4 separate regions of the Homo sapiens genome follow, and regions 1, 2 and 3 are each linked to region 4. Evidence: chromatin contacts called from ENCODE Hi-C or POLR2A ChIA-PET data. All regions are on one chromosome and are shown on one strand. The core of a region is the stretch at or near the end of the contact, and the rest is flanking DNA. Distances in the headings are between cores, read along the strand shown. Region 1 has its middle 42 kb from the start of DUSP22. Region 2 has its middle 42 kb from the start of IRF4. Region 3 has its middle 20 kb from the start of LINC03066. Region 4 overlaps DUSP22 (dual specificity phosphatase 22).

Evidence for each region. Hi-C counts contacts between places; a loop is a spot of excess contacts on that map. ChIA-PET counts read pairs that join two places held with the same protein, here RNA polymerase II (POLR2A). Pooled maps may share reads with other maps.
Region 1: a pooled map shows a loop between it and region 4 (4-fold over the local background). The contact joins two enhancer-like sites. A Hi-C loop is called at or near these places in 5 of 37 single-sample maps with no recorded cell type and 10 of 50 pooled maps.
Region 2: a map of natural killer cell shows a loop between it and region 4 (2.7-fold over the local background). The contact joins two enhancer-like sites. A Hi-C loop is called at or near these places in 1 of 168 maps with a recorded cell type or tissue (natural killer cell), 1 of 37 single-sample maps with no recorded cell type and 6 of 50 pooled maps. POLR2A ChIA-PET finds 5 or more read pairs at or near these places in 2 of 52 experiments (A549 and HepG2).
Region 3: a map of CD14-positive monocyte shows a loop between it and region 4 (2.7-fold over the local background). The contact joins two enhancer-like sites. A Hi-C loop is called at or near these places in 4 of 168 maps with a recorded cell type or tissue (B cell, CD14-positive monocyte, naive thymus-derived CD4-positive, alpha-beta T cell and 1 more), 14 of 37 single-sample maps with no recorded cell type and 14 of 50 pooled maps. POLR2A ChIA-PET finds 5 or more read pairs at or near these places in 9 of 52 experiments (GM10248, GM12878, HepG2 and 5 more).

The regions. Positions count from the first base shown.
Region 1 is chr6:248,385-253,363 of GRCh38, forward strand. No RefSeq gene overlaps it. Among named protein-coding and RNA genes, the nearest start is that of DUSP22, 42 kb to the right of the region's middle. RefSeq lists an enhancer at 3,740-3,809. Within about 2 kb of position 3,692, at least 2 of the 41 ENCODE cell types and tissues checked have a DNase peak (open chromatin) inside an H3K27ac peak, as active enhancers do.
Region 2 is chr6:431,945-436,443 of GRCh38, forward strand. No RefSeq gene overlaps it. Among named protein-coding and RNA genes, the nearest start is that of IRF4, 42 kb to the left of the region's middle. RefSeq lists an enhancer at 2,799-3,028 and a silencer at 2,802-2,966. Within about 2 kb of position 2,892, at least 2 of the 41 ENCODE cell types and tissues checked have a DNase peak (open chromatin) inside an H3K27ac peak, as active enhancers do.
Region 3 is chr6:223,005-228,049 of GRCh38, forward strand. No RefSeq gene overlaps it. Among named protein-coding and RNA genes, the nearest start is that of LINC03066, 20 kb to the left of the region's middle. RefSeq lists enhancers at 2,431-2,590, 2,651-2,700, 3,996-4,055, 4,616-4,745, 4,756-4,875 and 1 more. Within about 2 kb of position 2,432, at least 9 of the 41 ENCODE cell types and tissues checked have a DNase peak (open chromatin) inside an H3K27ac peak, as active enhancers do; they include CD14-positive monocyte and GM12878, where a contact is called at or near this core.
Region 4 is chr6:338,706-343,735 of GRCh38, forward strand. The region is part of intron 4 of DUSP22 (dual specificity phosphatase 22); the gene reads left to right. Among named protein-coding and RNA genes, the nearest start is that of DUSP22, 49 kb to the left of the region's middle. RefSeq lists a silencer at 295-494 and enhancers at 3,474-3,743, 4,221-4,721. Within about 2 kb of position 2,611, at least 6 of the 41 ENCODE cell types and tissues checked have a DNase peak (open chromatin) inside an H3K27ac peak, as active enhancers do; they include CD14-positive monocyte and GM12878, where a contact is called at or near this core.

The DNA of each region.
Region 1 (4,979 bases), core at 2,442-4,941, 89 kb before region 4:
TGTTCAGATCCTTTGTGCATTTTTTTAAAAAATAGCTTATTTTTCTTTTTATTATTGAGTTGTAGATGTTCTGTACTTATTCTAGAAGCAAGTTACCCTTCTATTCTGAATATATTTGATTTGCAAATATTTTTCCCATTTTGTGGGGTTTTTTTTTTTAACCTGATGGTGTCTTTTGCAGAACAAAAGTTTTTAATTTTGATCAAGTCCAATCAATCTTTTTTTTTCATTTGCCACTTTTGCTTTGTTGTTTTATCTAGGAAGACTTTACCTAACTCAAGGATATTAAAATTTACCTTTAGTACTTCTTCTAAGAGTGTATAGTTTTAGCTCTCACATTAAGGTTTATGACTCATATGGATTTAATTTTTGTGTATGTAAGAAAGGAGTCCAACTTTATTCTTTTGCATGTTGATATTCAGTTTTCCCAGCACCATTTGTTAAAAAGATCTAGAGAGAGGAGGGTAATACTGGACCTACTCATAAAACCACCCGTGCTTGATTTTCTAATTTCTAATTTAAAATTATATCTATGAGTCTAATAATTTCCTAATTTTTAAAAATATTTTAATTTTTAATTTTGTGGGTACATAGTAGGTGTATGTATTTATGCAGTACATGAAACATTTTGATACAGGCATATAATGTATAACAATCACATCAGGGTAAACGGGGTATCCATCTCCTAAAGCATTTGTCATAGCTTTGTGTTACAAACAATCCAATTATAATCTGTTAGGTATTTTAAAATGTACAATAAATTATTGTTGACTGTAGTCACCCTGTTGTGATATCAAATACTAGATCTTATTCATTCTAATATATATATTAGAATATATACATATATTCTAATTCATATATATACATATGTATAAATAGAAAAGAAATATATATATTTCTTTTTTTTTTTTTTTGTAGATGGAGTCTCGCTCTGTCACCCAGGCTGGAGTGCAGTGGCATGATCTTAGCTCACTGCAACCTCCGCCTCCTGGGTTCAAGTGATTCTCTTGCCTCAGCCTCCCAAGTAGCTGGGACTACAGATGCACGCCACCATGCCCGGCTTATTTTTGTATTTTTAGAAGAGACAGGGTTTCAGCATATTGGTCAGGCTGGTTTCGAACTCCTGACCTCAAGTGATCCACCTGCCTCGGCCTCCAAAAGTGCTGGGATTACAGGCATGAGCCACCGCACCCACCCATTCTAACTATATTTGTGTACACTTTAACCATCCTTCTGTCCTCCCCACCCCAGCCCTTACTACCTTCTGGGAACCATTCTTCCCCTCTGTATCTCCATGAATTCAACTGTTTTAATTTTTAGCTTTCACAAGTGAGTGAGAACATGCAAAGTTTGTCAGTCAGTGCCTGGCTTGTCTCACTTAACATGATGACCTCCAGTCCCATGCATATTACAGCATCTAATTCTTTTCTATGGCTGAATAGTACTTTATTGTGTATATGTACCACATATCCTTTATCCATTCATCTATTGATGGATACTTAGGTTGCTTCCAGATCTTGGCTATTGTGAATAGTGCTGCAATAAACATGGGCATGCAGACATCTCTTCAGTATAGTGATTTTCTTTCTTTTGGGTATATACCCAGCAGTGGGATTGCTGGATTCTAGGGTAGCTCTATTTGTCAAAATTGATTGGCCACAAACATAAGGATTTATTTCTGGACTCTAAATTCTCTTCCATTGATCTACATGTCCGGCTAGTACCACACTGTCTTGCTTACTGTCACTTTGTAGTAAGCTTTAAAATCAGGACGTGTGAGTCTTTCAACTTTGTTTTAATTTTTCAAGATTGTTCTGGTTATTCTTGGTGCCTTGCCTTTCCGTATGAATTGTATAATAAGCTTGTCAGTTTCTGCCGAAAAAAAAAAGCCAGCTGGGATAATGATAGGGATTATATTGAATCTGTAGATCAATTTGGGGAGTACTGCCGTCTTAACAATAAGTATTGAGTATTCCAATCTATGTTCATGAGATGTCTTCCATTAATTTAGATCCTCTGTAATTCTTCCAATGATGTTTTGTACTATAGTTTTCAGTGTAGAAGTCTTGAATTTTTTGGAAAAATCTATCCTTAAAATATTTTATTCTTTTTGATACTATTATAAATGGAACTATTTTCTTACTTTTATTTTCAAATTGTTCATTGCTAGTGTATAGAACCAACCGACTTTTGTATATTGATCTGCTACCCAGCAACCTTAATGAACTAATTTTATATGCCTAATAGTTTATTTTGTGGCATGCTTAGAATTTTTAATATTAGATCATGTCATCTACAAACAGAGATAGTTTTACTTCTTTCTTTCCCATCTGATGTCTTTCACTTTTCTTTCTTGTCTAATTGTCCTGGCTTGATCCTCCATTGCAATGTTGAATAGAAGTGGTGAGAGTGGACTTCCTTAGGGCAAAAACATTCTGTCTTTTACCACATGTGTAATGTTAGGTGTGGTTTGTTTGTAGATTCCCTTGATCAGGTGGAGGAAGTTCCCTTCTATTCTTAGTTTTTGTGTGTTTGTATTATGAAAGATTGTTAAATTTTGTAAAATGCTTTTTTTCCCATCTCTTCAGATGACTATGTGGTTTTGTTGTCATGCTATTAATACAGTGCATTACATTGACTGATTTTTCAAAGTTAAAGCATCCTTATCTTCTTTGGATGAATCTCATTGGATTCAGTTTGTGTTTTGTTGAGGATGTTTGTATTGATATGTATAAGGGATATTGGTTTGTACTTTTCTTATGATATCTTTGACTGGTTTTGGTATCAGGGTAATACTGGCGACATAGAATAAGGTGAAAAGTGTTTCCTCCTCTTCTCTTTTTAAGAGTTTATGAGAGGGTCCGGGCGTGGTGGCTCATGCTTGTAATCCCAGCACTTTGGGAGGCTGAGGCAGGCGGATCGCTTGAGGTTGAGAGTTCGAGACCAGCCTGACCAACATGGAGAAACCCCATCTCTACTAAAAATACAAAATTAGCCAGGTGTGGTGGCACATGCCTGTAATCCCAGCTACTCAGGAGGCTGAGGCAGGAGAATTGCTTGAACCCGGGAGGTGGAGGTTGCAGTGAGCCGAGATCACACCACTGCACTCCAGCCTGGGCAACAAGAGCGAAACTCCGTCTAAGGAAAAAAAAAAAAGTTTATGAGAGATTGTTGCTAATTCTGCATTTGATAGAATTCACCAATGAAGCCATGTGAGTCTGAGCTTTTTGGTAGGAAGTTTTTAATTACCAATTCAATCTCCTTACCTGCTACATGTCTATTCGTATTTCTTATTTACCCCTCTCTCGGCTTCAATAGTTTGTGTCTGGTATACACATGTTAAAATAAAAATGTTAATTTGAAGTTTCTCCCCATCCCTGTCATCTACCTATCCTCCTTATTACTTGGGCTCATCTCCTTGACAGCAACTATAGGAAAAACAAGAAAGCAAAAATATTATCTCTTTACATGCGACAGATTCCTTTGGATTTTGCTCCCCCATGGCTTCTTTTGATATGTTTGGTCTCCTAGCCCCTCCTCTTTAAAACTTCTCGACTCTAGAAAAACACAGAAGAAAAAGACTGAGCGAGAGAAAGAGAAAGATTGTTCTAGTGAGATTTGAATCCATTCTGTAGTGCCACATGGATAAAAAGTAGGCCTATCAAATGTCACAAATGGGCTTGACTCACTTGGCATCTCAAAGCCCTTATGACATGTAACTGCTAGCAAAGGTGTGATGATTCATATCTTCAGCAGAATTGAGAACATGAAACTCTACTTTGCCTTCCTCCTTAGAATTGTTCAGAGGAAATGTTATTTCTTCCCTGAAAGTTGGTTGCAAGTTTCTTTCCTTTCTTACTGAATGAAATGTCACATATATTGATAGATGACCACTTTCACACAGAGCTAGGTAAATAAGATTATGATTCTTATATTAATTCCAGAGTGATGATTTGATAAAGAGAGGAGATAATCCATCATTTCATCCTTGCAACAGAGGTCTCAATTTTGTTGTTATTAGAAGGAGATGAATTATTTTTTCTTTAATATACTTTAAAAAACAAAACCAACCACCATCAGCAACAAAAATACTCTCTAAACTTGTGTTTAAACTGCAGCGGAAAAAACTATTTTAGTGAACTTAGCATTTTCCTAGTATTACCTCACCTCAGGATTTGAGTTTTCCAATGACTGTGGCAGTGCCTTGTTATTTTTAGGGATTCGACAGCCTTTTCTGCAAACCGTCCCCTTAAACTCTCCCTCATCTACCTCTGCATTGTGATTATCTCATATATCAAAAAGTTTCTTTTTCTCTAAGATGAAGCTGGCTTATCTTTATTCAGTCTAGAAGATTTGATTGCACAGAAATGATCTAATAGTTGCCCACCGAAGGATTTCACTGCACCCGAACTCATTCAAAATGCTTCCTTAGTCAGTTTGTTCTTGTTTTCCTTCTAAGTTTTGCATGCTTCTTAAACCCTGTTTCAGAAAGTCAAAGAAACATACCTTCTCATTCATTTAAACAACACTGAAGGACCTGAAAAAGCCTGTCCTTAATTATTTCATAACTGAAACGAAAACAAATTTTAGCATGTCAGTCTGATCTTGTAAGCCATACACAGGAAACCCAAGGTCAGCGTAGAGTGTCTTATTCTAGAATGGTAAGCCAGGCATTATTGTTTCTATTATTCTATAAATTACAGCTGACATGCATGTATGACAGCTTAACACAGATATTAAACAGACCAAAGAGACTTTCAATTTCTACCTACAGTGACAGATTATTTATCTCAACAGGTAAAATCATAATAAATCCAAAACTCTTAGGGATGCCATGAAGTGTTTATTTTCTAGTTGGAGAGGAAATTATGTTGGCACCTTAATTACGCTTTATTTTACTGTTTCATTCATGGGCCTCGGTTGCACAGAATCAGATGACTCATAATTCTTGCTTCACCACACACTTCCCCACTGGCCCA
Region 2 (4,499 bases), core at 1,642-4,141, 94 kb after region 4:
TTGAGGATGGCTGACACCTGCTTGGTATCCACTGGTTTCAATGCCATGGCATTGGCCTTCTTACCCCTTTCACTAGACAAATAAGCTAAACTAGCCTCAGACCCACGCAGAGCTGCCACCTCTGTTCATTTCCCTGTGAGTCATCCTTAATGAGCTACAAAAACGCATGACCCAGGCAGCCATGCAGAAGCCAACACTAGAAATGCATGTCCTTCCCGCAGGGTGGTGCGGTGGGGGAAAGGAGAGTTCCGAATAAGCGCCTGCCTTTAACTTCCTGAAGTCAGGGTCAAATCCAGCAGCCACCTCAAACCACACCTTCACAGGAACAGTCATAGCTTTGCAAAGAACTGAGAAGAGACAGTTGTATGTGACCACATCCAGCAGAGGTTACACTCACATCCCAACCAACCCTGTAAAAAGACCACAGGAGAAAAGTCAGAGCGCCACACAACAGAACCAATGCAGCCTTGGCCAACTCATGGAGCATATCAGGAGATGTGGGCTTGGAGAGCCACATCTTTTTTCAATGTATATATAATTTCAACTTTTGCTTTAGAGCCAGGGGGTGCATGTGCAGGTTTGTTACATGGGTATATTGCCTGATGCTGAGGTTTGGGATACGTTGGATCCCATCACCCAGGTACTGAACATTTCACCCAATAAGTAGTTTTCAACCCTTACCCCACTCTCTCCCCGACCTAGTAGCCCCCAGTGTCTACTACTGCCAAAACAGTCAGATGTTGAAGATGGGTAGGAATCTCCATTTCCATTGTGCTTTTCCAGAAATATTCTATGTTCATGCTGCCTCTCAAGCTATATTGTTTGTGGTGACCGACATAAGTAACAAATAATCAAGAGCATCCATGGGAATGCTGCACACCAACAGCCAGACAAAGACTCCCTCCTCCAGACATCAGTGGTGAGTGGGCGGAGGAGAACCTGTTACATCTGCATGTTTGAATATTTCGTGAGCAAATAAACCTCCACCTAGGAAGATATGTGGATGGCAGATAGGCGCATGGAAGGCTGTTAAATGTCATTCATCATTTCAGAAATTCAAATTCAGTTACAAGGGGCTCTGCAGTCCTATTAGAATGGCTAAAACGGGAATGAAAACATCTGGCAATACCCAGTGTTGAAGAGGACACGGAACAACCAAAACTCTCATACGCGTTGCTGGCGAAAGTGAAAAATGGTAAACCAGTTTGGGAAACAGTTTGGTGGTTTCTTATTCAGTTAAACATATGCTTACCATCTGACCAAAAGATTCTGCTACTAGGCATCCCTTAACCAAGAAAGATGAAATCTTATCTTCACATAAGCATGAATTAATTTTCAATGCATTTAAGTGGAAGAAGCCAGACCCAACAAACTACCTACTGTAGGTTTCACTTATACGACATTCTGGAAAAGGCAAAAAATAGTAAGAACAGAGGAGAGATCAGGGAATACCAGGGGCTGAGGGTGGGAGGAGTCTGCCCCAGGGCAGCATGAGGAGGGACCCAACTGTTCAGCGCCATGCTTATGGTAGTGCTTATGGTAGTGCTTACCCAATTTGATGCACTGCACACCAGAAAGAGTGAATTTGGCCAGGTGCGGTAGCTCACGCCTGTAATCCCAGCACTTTGGGAGGCCAAGGTGGGCAGATCACCTGAGGTCGGGAGTTTGAGACCAGCCTAGCCAACCTGGTGAGACCCTGTCTCTACTAAAAAAAAAAAAAAAATACAAAACTTAGCCAGGCATGGTGGTACATGCCTATAGTCCCAGCTACTCAGAAGGCTGAGGCATGAGAATCGCTTGAACCCAAGAGGTGGAGGCTGCAGTGAGCTGAGATCACACCCCTGCACTCCAGCCTGGGCAGCAGAGCAAGACCGTTTGAAAAAATAAATAAATAAATAAAAAATAAATTTTACTGCACCTTTCTTTTTAAAAACAAAAAAAATAAAAACCCTACGTCAAAAGTAGGCATTTTAGTAGCTTCGGATCTGAGAAAAGTTGTTTTCCCACTGAGGAATGCCATAGTATTCTGTTTTTCAAGTACATAACGTTCCTAGAAGAGCCAAAATTAAACTTAAAAAAGAAAAACAAAAGAAAAAAAGAAGCTGATGTAATTGACAACTTTTATAGTCTCCTCGTTTCATTCAGGTCAGTAAAGGATCAGCAAAGAGAAGCAAACATTCAGCATGCCATGGCTGGGACCCTAAGCACCACACAGGCCAGGCTAGAAAGTGCCTCCTAGACCCAGCATGCTTTTGCTCACAGATGCGTAAGCTAAGGGCGTGTGAGCCGCAAAGTCGGGCCTGGGCTTCAGCCCTGCTACTGCGACTCTGCCGGGACAAAGGGAGGCACTGATCCCCACAGGCCATCCCAGACACTGATACATTTTTGACTTGCCAGCATCTTCGCTACCTTCTCTTTCATTTTCCTATAATCCCGTTTCCTTTCACAGCATGTTCCCTAGGTGAGGAACAGCAAGTACCTGTAGGTCTGGAACGAGGGCCCAGGGCCACGAAAACCAGCCATGGGATGGAACAGGAGGGAGAGAGGAGGGGATGGACATGGCTTCTGTGTCTGGGACCACACGCTTCATGTTTTTTCTTCCCTTGGCATTTCTGTCTTGGCACAAGGGAAGTTTCAAAACAGCAGGAGCGAAGTGTTTTCCAGCTATGGCCAGGCACCCCCAGCACTGAACACAAGAATGCTAAACAAAGTCCTATGGTCATTTTCCTTAGGCCCTCCCGCCCCCAGGCTTTCTCAGAGATTGTGGAACAATGGAGCCCATGATTTTAGGATGCAGCTCAGTCCCTGGAGGCACACAGGCATCCTCCCTCCACCTGTGTGTCCAGAATTGGCGGGTTCCTGGTTATCACTGACTTCTAGAACGAAACCACAAACCCTCGCGAGGAGTGTCACAGTTCTTAAAAGTGATGTTCCTGTTTCCAGTTTCTTTCTTCTGGTGAGTTCAGTTTCGCCGGCTCAAGAATGAAGCTTCAGACCTTCACAGTGAGCGTTACAGCTCTTAAGGCAGTGCCTCTGGTGGGTTTGTGATCTTACTGACTTCAGGAATGAAGCTGCAGACCTTTGTGGTGAGTGTTACAGCTCATAAAAGCAGTAGGGACCCAAACACTCAGCAGCAGCAAAACTTATTGCAAAGAAAGAAAGCACAAACTTCCTACTATGTGGAACCAACCCCGAGTGAGTTACCACTTTTGGTTCCTGCAGCCTGCTTTTATTCCCTTACCTGGCTCTCTCTCCCTGCTCCTCCCCCGCCATATCCTGCTGATTGGTCCATTTTACAGAGAGCTGATTGGCCCATTTTGACAGGGTGCTGATTGATGCGTTTACAATCCCTGAGCTAGAAACAAAAGTTCTCCAGGTCCCCACTAGATTAGCTAGATACAGCATGCCGATTGGTGTATTTATAAACCCTGAGCTAGACACAGAGTGCTGATTGGTGCATTTACAAACCTTGAGCTAGATACAGAGTGCCGATTGGTATATTCACAATCCGTTAGCTAGACATAAAGGTTCTCTAAGTCCCCACTAGACTCAGGAGCCCAGCTGGTTTCACCCACTGGATCCTTCAGAGAGGCCGTAGGTGGAGCTGCCTGCCAGTTCCGTGCTGTGCGCCCGCGCTCCTTAGCCCTTGGGCGGTCGATGGGACTGGCGCCCTGGAGCAGGGAGCGGGGCTCCTCCGGGAGGCTCGGGCTGTGCAGGAGCCCACCGCTGGGATTGGGGAGAGGCTCAGGCATGACTGGTTGCAGGTCCCGAGCCCTACCCTGCGGAGAGGCTGCTAAGGTCCGGCGAGAAATCGAGTACAGCAGCTGCTGGCCCAGGTGCTAAGCCCGTCACTGCCCGGGACTTGCGGGCCAACTGGCCACTCCGAGTGCGGGGCCCCCCGAGCCCACGCCCACCCGGAACTCGCGCTGGCCCGCAAGCGCCGCGCACAGTCCGGGTTCCCGCCTGCGCCTCTCCTTCCACACCTCCCCGCGCAAGCTGAGGGAGCCGGCTCTGGCCTTGGCCAGCCCAGAAAGGGGCTCCCACAGTGCAGCGGCGAGCCGAAGGGCTCCTCAAGCACAGCCAGAGTGGCCACCAAGGCTGAGGAGGCGCCGAGAGCGAGCGAGGGCTGTGAAGGCTGCCAGCACGGTGTCACTTCTCACCTGGGCCTGGAGCGGCATCTTACTCATTCTGTATTCTCAGGCACCAACAAATAGCTTGGGATGTCACGGATGACTCAGCTAGATGTGCTTAAAAATTAAATGCACGGTAACGGGGCTAGGACTGCCACCCCTGGCTCCACTTCTCAAAGGAAGGGAGCAAGAATTCTATCAGAGATACAAGGTGGCATTTTGGGGGACAGAGGTTAACTCAGGTGGACTATTTTCACTGAGCATTTGGATGACATACACTTGGGATAAACATTTTACCATTCCAATGAGAAGAACCCTAACTGCAGAGCTGGGAAGTAGTACAGGGAAGGAGCTCAGTACCCTGCGGCC
Region 3 (5,045 bases), core at 1,182-3,681, 120 kb before region 4:
AGAATTAAGCTGCCCATGCTATTCATACTTGTAGTTTAATTCCTCACTTATTGTTGTAATTGCAATTGGATTTTGCAACAACAGCAACAAAAGCCTCCCTGGCAAGTTCCTGGTGATTCTGGGGAAGAGGGCTTGAGCCTGAGCTGCTCTAACCTCTCCTTCAGTCCTCAGCTCCCTGCGGTCTCTCTATAGAGATATGAGACACCCCATTCCCAGTACAAGCCACTTTTCCAGCTTCACACACACGCCCTCTTGGATATGCTCCCTGTGACGGGCAACCGTTCTACTGGAAGTAATTCTGAAAAAAGCCTCTGAACCCATGAGGCCCACGTGGGGCTTACCTGGCATTCAACTGTGTTCTCCTACATGTCACCATGTCCTGTCTCCACGACTCATGTTTGATCCTCGCGGGGGCATCAGAGCTTCCTCAGCACCTAGCAAGGCCATCTGTATATGCAGTGGTGATCCCCATTTCAATGTAAATTACGACCACTCTCCACCACTGCTACCCAGGATGTTTCCCAGACTCCTTAGGTGTGTGAGGTGCAGAATCAACCAACTGGAAAGAAACACTCTTAGCCACTTTAATACTCCTCCTCCCTCTTTCTAAATTTCCTAAACCAGTTGAAAATGGGCACCTTTTCTGAGAAGCACAAGCTGTCTCTTGCCCCTTTTACAAATGTCAGTCATGTGTTGCTTAAGGACAAGGATACCTTCTGAGAAATGGGTCCTCAGGCAATTTGCTGTTGTGTGAGCATCGCAGAGTGAACTTCCACACACCCGCGTGCTATGAGCTGCTTTACACCTGGCGATATGAGACAGCCTGTCGTGCCAGGCTGAGACCTGCATGTCACTGCGCTGAGTGCTGTCGGCAATTATGACACAGTGGCGTGTGTGTATCTAAACAGAGAAAAGGTGCCGTGAAAGAACAATACGAAAGATGAACAACAGTACCTGTGCAAGGCACTTACCATGAGTGGAGCTTGCAGGACTGGCAGCTGCTCTTGTGAGTCAGTGGGTGAGTCGGGAGTGAATGTGAAGACCTAGGACATCACTATGACTACTGCAGACTTTATAAACACTGCACACGTAGGCCACACTCTCTCTCTCTACATATAAAGTATATATATGTGTGTGTGTATATATATATAATTGTGCTAAGACGTTGAGGTGGCTACAATGTCATCACATGATAGGAATTTTTCAGCTCCCTTATACTCTTACAGGACAACCATAGTATACGCTGTCTGTGGTTGGAAATGTTGTTGTGTGGCACATGACCGTATGGAAGAACAGAGAAGACCATTCAGAGCTTCATCGGAGGCAGTGGTGACCGCAGGACCCCTGCATCTGCTTCAGCCCAACCAGACATCCCTGACCCTGCCCAGCAGACCCTGACCTCCGCCACAGATAACCTGGGAGCCTGTGGGCACGGTCAGCAGGGGGCGTGGAGTCTGAGGCACATGACTCTCATGCGCCAGCCCAGTGGTGCCCGCACCTCATTCTTAGAATTTCCTGGAAGTGGCTTTGCTCTGAATGCCTGCGCTGGCATCACAGAAACAAAAGTTTCTTCCCTGGAAGGGATGGGAGCAGCAGGGGCTGGTGGAGGAGCTGCCACTGTTTTGGTCACAGAACCACGCGTTCTCCAGGTGAAAGGTAAAGCTTCAACTCTGCACAGTAATCCAGGGAAGCATCTTCTTCAACGGGACGCGAGCCGCTTTCTCCTGTCGCTGTGGGTTTCATTTGTGGCGACGTCTCTGCAACATCCATTTTTCCCTGAGTTTCTTTCTGGCCGTAGCATGCACCTTCGGGGGCTACGAAGTTCTGATGCTCAGGTACTACAGGAGATCCATTGAACTGAATCTCTGGAAGTGGGGCCCAGGCCTCTCCTTTTCAGAAGCTCAGTGTGTGCTTCTGATGTACAGCCAGAGTTTAGAGCCATCAGGCTCACCCAGTCACGGTGATACCAACTCTCCAACCAGTGACTGTTCTTGGAACATGCAGATCACTCTATTCTAGACGTGAGGCATGAGGAGAAGCCTGCAGGAAGCTTCTGGAAAGGAGTTCATCACTCCTAAGGGGAAGATAGTACCTCTCTGTCTTGTCCAGATGTGACACCTGGCAGAGCTGCCTGGAAGACACCAGTGCCCCAGGCGCCAGGTGTGTAGAGTCACAACCCTGCGTGCCGTGTCTGGAGTCTGCCCTGGCTCTGGGCTTCCTGTGGTAGGTGATGACACAATGCCTCACTCCCTAACCCTGCTTGAGGCTTGGGTGTGAGTTATTTGTAGAGAAAAACATTCTTACTCATTCCTGGGCCTGTTCCTTCTGTACCTATAGGGAAAGAGCGGAGGAACCAGGTTCCCGGTCCAGGCCCCACTTCCTGTTACGCCCTTTAGCTGATTTCCTCTGTTCCTCGCCAGATTCTAGAAGGTTTGCGAACTCTGCTCATGCAAAGTCTGGCTGCGGGGGCAGTGGAGTTGCTGGAAATCAGACTCGAATGCCACACTGCTTCAGGAAACCGAGGTGCTTTCCTCCGTGTACAGCCAGTGTGCTCCTTAGGTCTCTGCATCAGCCTGTGAGGGGGATGAGATCACCGTCCTGTTTCAGAAGAGGAAGGCGAGGCCCGGAGAGGGCGCAGGGTGCCCTGTGGCTGTGGCCACCCGGGAAGGGGCTGTGACGCCCTCGTGGTGCAGGGATGAGGGACGCTGCCTGCCTTTGCTGTCGAGCAGAGGTCTCACCCCTGCTTTGTGAGTTTCTGAGTTTCTGAGTGACCTCAGCAAAGCAGCTCAGCCTTTGAGCTCAGCTTTCTCATAGGAAAACGGGGTTGAAAAATCTTCCCCACATTTATTATGCAAAAGCAACCGACGGAGGAGCGCCTGCTGATGCTCAGCAAAATGCCGTCTGTGTGCTGCTCATCATTCCACGCCTTCACCCTGAACGCCCAGCTTCTTATCAGAGTCTAGGGGCAGCAGAGAGTGATTGAATACGCACGTGTGTCCACACTGCAGCCACGGCAAGGCCGAGAGAGGGGCTCCCCACCATGCTGGCGGCCTGGGGCCTGGACAGAGCCAACTGGGGAAAGTGCCTCGCAACAGACCAACCTGGTGAGGGAGGCGGGGGGAGCACATGGCGCAACCCACCCTCCTACCATCCACATTGCAAAGCCCCAGCGATTCCTGGGCGTCACTTTTCCACCCCCACCCACCCTGTGTCTCTGTGGCTTCGGGCGCGAGCTTGTGGGGCAGAGCCAACAGACAGAGCTGGGGACACCTGGGGCCGCTTCACAGCGAGATGCCAGACTCAGGCCTTTACCAAGCTGCGCGTCACTGGTAGAAAAGGACATTAGGAACACTAGGTAAAAAGCAAAACAAAAATAAATCTCACTTGGCATCTTTCCCATTATAGTTCAGTCGATGGTAGCTATGATTCTATTTGCCTGTGTTACTATTTACTCTGAAAGAGTGGATTTAGGCCAGAACATTTGCAGTCTGGCTGTGTAAGGCACCACAACAGTATCAATGAGCCGCCGCACTCAGGATGATTTAGCTCTCCCCATTTTCTCAGATCTCATCACCCCCAATCCTCAGCTCCCTTGTGACCAAAGGTTAGCATTCTTCACAGAGTAGTTAGTCTGTGGACTGGGGGTGAAGCGAAGCCCCTCCATTTCCTGGGTCTGGAGACCCAGGGCCTCCGAAGCTCTGGCCTGGGCCATGCAGACTTTTCATGGAAGGTGAGGGCAGGGACTTCTGACACTGAGGCCCTGAGTTGGGGCCAAAAGTTTTAGGTGAAGGGCACCATCCCCAGCAAGAATGCTCTCACTTCAGATGCCAGCTGCAAACTCCAGGGTCCCCAGGCCACCTGCACTTCTGACCAAGTCAGGGGTTCCCCTGACCCCTTCAGAGTCAATAATTCACCAGAATGACTCTCAGAACTCCGGAAAGTGCTACATGTATGATGACAGTGTTATTACAAAGGACACAGCTCAGGACCAGCCAAAGGAAGAGACAGCAGGACACAGTCCAGGAGGGCCTGGAAGGCAGAGCTTCCATGTGCTCAAGACCGGTCACCCTCCCACTACATCCATGCGTTCACCACCTGGAAGCTCCACCAAGCTTTGGGGCCAGAGCTTCCACTTGGGTTTCATGACATACTCGTGATTGATTGAATCACTGGCCTGATGGTTGAACTTCATCTCCAGCCACCTCCCTTCCCTAGAGGTCAGGCTCAGAGCCCTGATCCTCTGGTGACACGTGGGTCTTTCCTGTAAGACCGTCACCCGTCCTGAAACCACGCAGGCCCCCACCGTGAGTGACCTGTTAGCATAAATTATCAGGGCCCACCATGAATAGCAGAGACACTCCCATCACTTGGGAAATTGTAAGGCTTTAGAGAGCCTCTCCCAGAAGATGGAGACAAAGGCCAGCATGAGTCCTCATCACACAGGAGGAGTGTGGGTGTCGTGAGTGTGAGCGGTCTTGCTCACACAGGCACATGCCTCTGTTCTCTAGAGACAAAAACCACAGCTCCTTAGCATTTCATGCGAAGCCTGCCATCCACTGGCCTCATCCCTCGTTGCCTAACGTGGGGCTTTTTCTGCAAGGCCGGTGCTCGCTGTCCTCCTCAGGGAAATTCTCACCAGCTCCCTGGAGCATGGCTGTCATTCGATCTTTGGTGTAAACAGCATTCGACAGGCTTCTGTAATCATAATTATCATGACATAATTGTAACTTTTCTTCTCAATACAGTCCTTTTCTCCATTCGATTAAAGTGATATTTTGCTTACAAGTAACAAAAACCTGGCTTAAAGCACAAGGACATTTCTAGTTTACTTAAGTCCAGAGATAGCTGGTCCCAAGGTATTTCGGCCACTCAGGCCACTGAGAACCAGGTTATTTCTGTTCTGTCATCCCTAGAGAGTTGGGCTGTCTACCGAGCAGTCACTGTTTAACATGGACATAGGCGGCAGCTGCCTGGGAAAGCACCATGTGTTTTCACAACGGGGTTCCAGGTTCGCAAGAGAAGGACTTTCTGCTCTTGCACCTCTC
Region 4 (5,030 bases), core at 1,361-3,860:
ACTATGTTGCTCATTGTTTTAAACTTAAGTACAGATTTTAAAAATGAATGCCAGCTTTGATGTAATTTAACACTCTATATCTTAAATTTTTCCCCACAAATCCCTGCACGAACAGGAATTCTGGCAAGTTATGCTTAGTAAGAGATGTGTGACCTTTGAGACTAGCTGTTGTCACTTGACATTCAGTTGCTGCAGACTGCCCGGAAAGGTCAGTTTTCTGTCTTGGCCTCTATCCTCTCAAATCTCCCTCTCTGATCTTCCAGGAACTTAAAATGCAGAAACCTAGTTTGAGATAACATTAACATGTTAGAATTTCAGCTCAGTTCCCCAACCAGCTAGCCTTGCCAAGTCAGGAAATGTAAAAGTTCAAGTTCTCAGAGTTGTAATAACCCCACAGACCTACTGTGGTGTGTTTTGCATGATTTTGTCATGATTAGAGGCGTCCTAGAGTTTGTATCAAATGCACACACTGCGTGTTCCCCAAGTGGCCAGCGTGGTATGGGTTAGTGAATTAAGGGCTTTGGAAATACTCACTTGCTTTTGCTTTCTCTCTGGGATTTCTTAGAAAAGTCATTTTAACCTCTCTTCTCTCATCTGTAAAATGCCTATCTCACAGGGTTTTTTATAGTATTAGGTGAGATGATATAAGTGAAAGTGTTTTTTATGAACACTAGGCATTTCTGGAAATATGATTATATTTTCTGTCTATTCAAGTAAAGAGTATTAATATGTTTTGAAAGTGAATGGTTAGATGCATATTAACTTATATTTACTCATCTTGCTTTAATATATATTACATTGGCATTTTGTACTTTGACATCATGAAGCAAGTAATTACAGATTTTTTTTTTCTTTTTCTGTGAAGTCCAAGGGCATTTGATCTCTGCCAGGCTATGGAGTCGGTATACATCATTGCAGTAGCGCCTTTGTGACATTCAGTGGTTTTAGAATCTAGCAGGTCTGTAAATTTCTTGAGGTTTTTGTGGGGAGAAGAAGCTTTAGCAATACAGAGAGCCTATATTGAAAACATCGGTAAAACGTCCTTGCCTTATTCTATCTCCCTATCTTTTTGTCTATATTTTCTTTAACTGACACCTTCTGTACTTTCAACTCTCTTTTTCTCTCATTTACGTTTTTCTTTTATTTTATTATAAAGGAGCACTTTTGCAAGATGAGAGCTAGTTGGGCCCTTGGACTACTGTGGTCCTGCTTCCAGACAGTTCCTGAGGGCTCTGCCAGCCCATAGTGATGTTCTCCTGCTCAAGGAGAAAATGAGAGCTGAAAGTGGCATTCAGTTTTCCATAAGACTTCATTTATTCCACTTAAAAGAACTATCGTTTAGTCTTAGATTATGTCCTTCTTTTTGTTGTTGAAATATTCTTCTGGGAAATGATGTTGTAGTAAGTGGTAGAGAGGCCCTTTGTTTTAGTTTGCTTTTAAAAAGCCCTTATCTGGCCAAATGAAAAGTACAATATATGCATCCCCCAATTCTATTTTTAATGTTGACAGTGCGTGAAATATCAAAGTTGGGGAATCACTGATACAAACGTGGGCTGGTTTTGTGTGTAATGCTGTGTGCTGATAGGGCAGCTCCACCATGTCTGTCTGATGAGGAACATTCTTCCCACTTACCTCTGGGTGGACTGGGGGCTTCACCATCAGCCTTCCAGCTGGAAAGCGTGCTGGGGCAGGGCCTGTGGGTTGGGGGCCGTGGACAGATTTCTGCCCGAAGAGGAAGCAGCTCTCTGTTATGAAACCACCTTCCAGAGCCTGGACCCAGATAGAATACTCTACTCATTTGCTATTAGAAAACAAGCAAAAACTTTTTTTTCTAAGCAAAAACATACATATTTACATATGTAATGTATAAAAATATAGATTTCTTATATATAAGGATGCTTGCCTTTTTTGGATTTGTCCTTTGCTTTCATTTGCACATACACTTTTGTATCATTTGCAGGAAGGAGGAGCACCCTGTGTCCCTGTGGCCTTGCTGCTGTTATAGCGTGGTCTGGTACCATGGGCTTTTAGGGTAGGGCCAGCTGCCATTCAAGGTGCTCAGCCAGATCTCTGGGCTCCCACTCCAACAGGCAAAGTCCTTTTGAGCAGGACAGGACCATCTTAGATCCTACAGTGGGGATTGAGGCCTCCAAATCTTGCAGTCCTGGAGTGAGAAGTAGTTGTTCAGCCTCAAAAGTGAACACCATGTAGTGTGATGTACAAGCTCATCCACCATCTTTTCTTAGACTCTCTGAAGGTCGGTAGAGCCCATCTGGGCACTGGCTCTTGGCCTTTGATGCAGAAAGGAAGGGACCCAGGCAGAGGGTGCTGGTCTGTGACGAGGGAGGGAGACAGCTGCGGGTGACTGGGCAGTTTGCGAGTCCCCTCTCCCTGGAGGTGCCCCTGCTGCAAGGACCGCGGGCAGGAGCGGGCATGATAGCCCCGGGCGCTGTTTGGTGAGTTTCTAACGCAAGCGTGGTCCGGTCCGTGCTTCCTTGTGCAGCATTCGCTGGCTCTCTGTGGACTGAGCCTATTCCACACGGCTGTGCGTGGACGTAAAGGTGAACTGCCGATGAAACGGAGAGCAGGAACAGGGAACTTGTGTTCATCGAAACAGCTTGCGGTAGGATAGTGCTTCAGACTCGCACTTCTGCTTCTAACTGCAGTTGAGCAATAGAAGGACCAGGACTGTGGGTATTTCCCACTGTGGAGGAGGGAGTTTAATGACCAGAGTTGGGGCTTCTGTCATCAGCTTCCCTGGAAATAACACCCCCACACACAGTCCTGCACCAAAGTGGCAGTGCGCTCGCCTGCCTCTGGGCTTTTCTTGGAAAAGGCATTTCTAGGAATATCTCTCTGGCTTGGCCTTGTGCCGAATTGTGTCCATGAGTCAAGCTGCACTGTGGGGCTCTGAGCGGCCGCCTTGTTGGCATCCTTCCGGCTCCTGGGGTGGCGCCGCGAATGGCCCTATCATGATGCCTGCACAAGGGCTACGCAGCCCAGGCCCCCAACATGGTGGTGGATAGGAGCTATGTCCTGTGGGCTCTACTGGACTTAACTCTTACTACAGACGGAAAGAGCTACCGGGGGGTGGTGGTGCAGAGTGGGGTCACCTCTCCATAACCTCCTCAGCTCCTTCACACGCCCACTCGGCTCTCTGGGCACGGATGGGTTTGGATGGTGCCAGGCTGAGCACACTCCCCTCTTGTATTTTGAGATGTGGCAAGGCTGACTCTTGAACCCAGGTTCAACCCCACAATATGTAAGAAGCCCGGTTTCATTGTGTCTGTGGTTGGGGACGTGCAGATGTCAAAGTGAGATATAAGAAGTGGTCCCCACTCCAAGGTTTCAGTGAAGGGATTCAGTTGTCATCTTTACAAGACCTTGGTGAGGTTCGTACAACTGAATGTGACCCCAATCCTGTCCCCACTCAGATGGGCAGCTGCTAACTTTCATGTTGCTGTGTGGTCTTTGCAGTGTGTTCTGACGTGCTCTGTGGTTTTTCATTTACTCAGGCGGTCGTCATTCATTTCTAGATTTGCTTTTGCTTTTTTGGCTGCTCTGCGTACAGACACGGCTCTTTCTGACCAGAAAGAGACCCACACAGAACAGACCAGCGTGGGCACAGCAGTCAGGGACAGCGTCTTGGCACCCTTGGGGGGCCACAGCAGCGTGAGCAGCCTGGGGGACCAAGGAGGGTGCCGTCCAGCTGCACCCCTGCAGCCAGCCAGTCAGCTGCCCCAGCCTGTGCACTGGCCTGTCTACTGCAGCCTGCAAGGAGGGCAGGCACCCAGTGTAAACCACCAGGCAAGTTGCAGACCAGCAGTCTGGAGCCACTTCTGGGCCAGATGAGTTGGCTCAAGGTTTCAAACATTTTTGAACTAGTTGCTGATATCAGGTAGCATGAATTTGGCCATGAGTGGCAGAATACCGTGTTTGACTGACACATGGCATTCTAAGGGAGAGAGACACTTGGCAGCAGGTGGTGCAGCTCTGAGCATGGCACTCGCTCCCAGCTCCATGGCCGGAGGTCAGGGGCAGAGATAGATCACTTTCCTCTCTTCGGGAAGGGAAAGGTTTTCCAGAAGTCCCTACCCACAGCCTTTCCATTGCTTCAACATGGACAGAGCTGCAGGAAGACAGGATGTCCTTCCCAAACAAAATCAGTGCGGCTGACATGTCTTGTCCGGTTCCATTATCTCCAGGCCAGCAGACTTCTCTGCCAACCGCAGACGGCTAGTTGTGCTGAAGGTGTGGGGAGCTCCCAGCTGGCTACCCAGCTCTTTGCTGGGGGCCAGGCTCCTGCCCAACAAGGCTCCCTTCGTGCCCCACTCTGCTGTATACTTGGCTTTGCGGCCTGGCTGTAATGGGTGTCTGCTCTGGAGTGTCCTTCGGCACTGATACCTTAGATTTCGGGATTACAGCAGGAATCCTTTCTTGCCTGCTGTGTACCAAGCCACCTTATTACATCTGGGTGCAGGTATTCTGCTACTCATGGCCAAATTCATGCTACCTGATATCAGCAACTAGTTCAACAATGTTTAAAACCTTGAGCCAACTCATCTGGCCCAGAAGTGGCTCCAGACTGCTGGTCTGCAACTTGCCTGGTGGTTTACACCGGGTGCCTGCCCTCCTTGCAGGCCACAGTAGACAGGCCAGTGCACAGGCTGGGGCAGCTGACTGGCTGGCTGCAGGGGTGCAGCTGGACGGCACCCTCCTTGGTCTCCCAGTCTGCTCACGCTGCTGTGGCCCCCCAAGGGTGCCAAGACGCTGTCCCTGCCTGCAGTGCCCACTCTGGTCTGTTCTTATTTACATCTGGGGGCAGTTATCCCTGGGAAAGTTAACAAAAGCAGATGTGCTAGTTAGAGATGTCAGGTCAGAGTCCGGAGTCCTTGATTTGGTCCCCTAGGGATTTGTGCTTGTGGTGACCCTTGCAGTTGTTGCAGAACATGTGTGTGCATGTTTGCGTGTGCATGTTTGCGTGTGCATGTTTGCATGTGGATGCATGCACATGGACAGTTGCTGCTGTT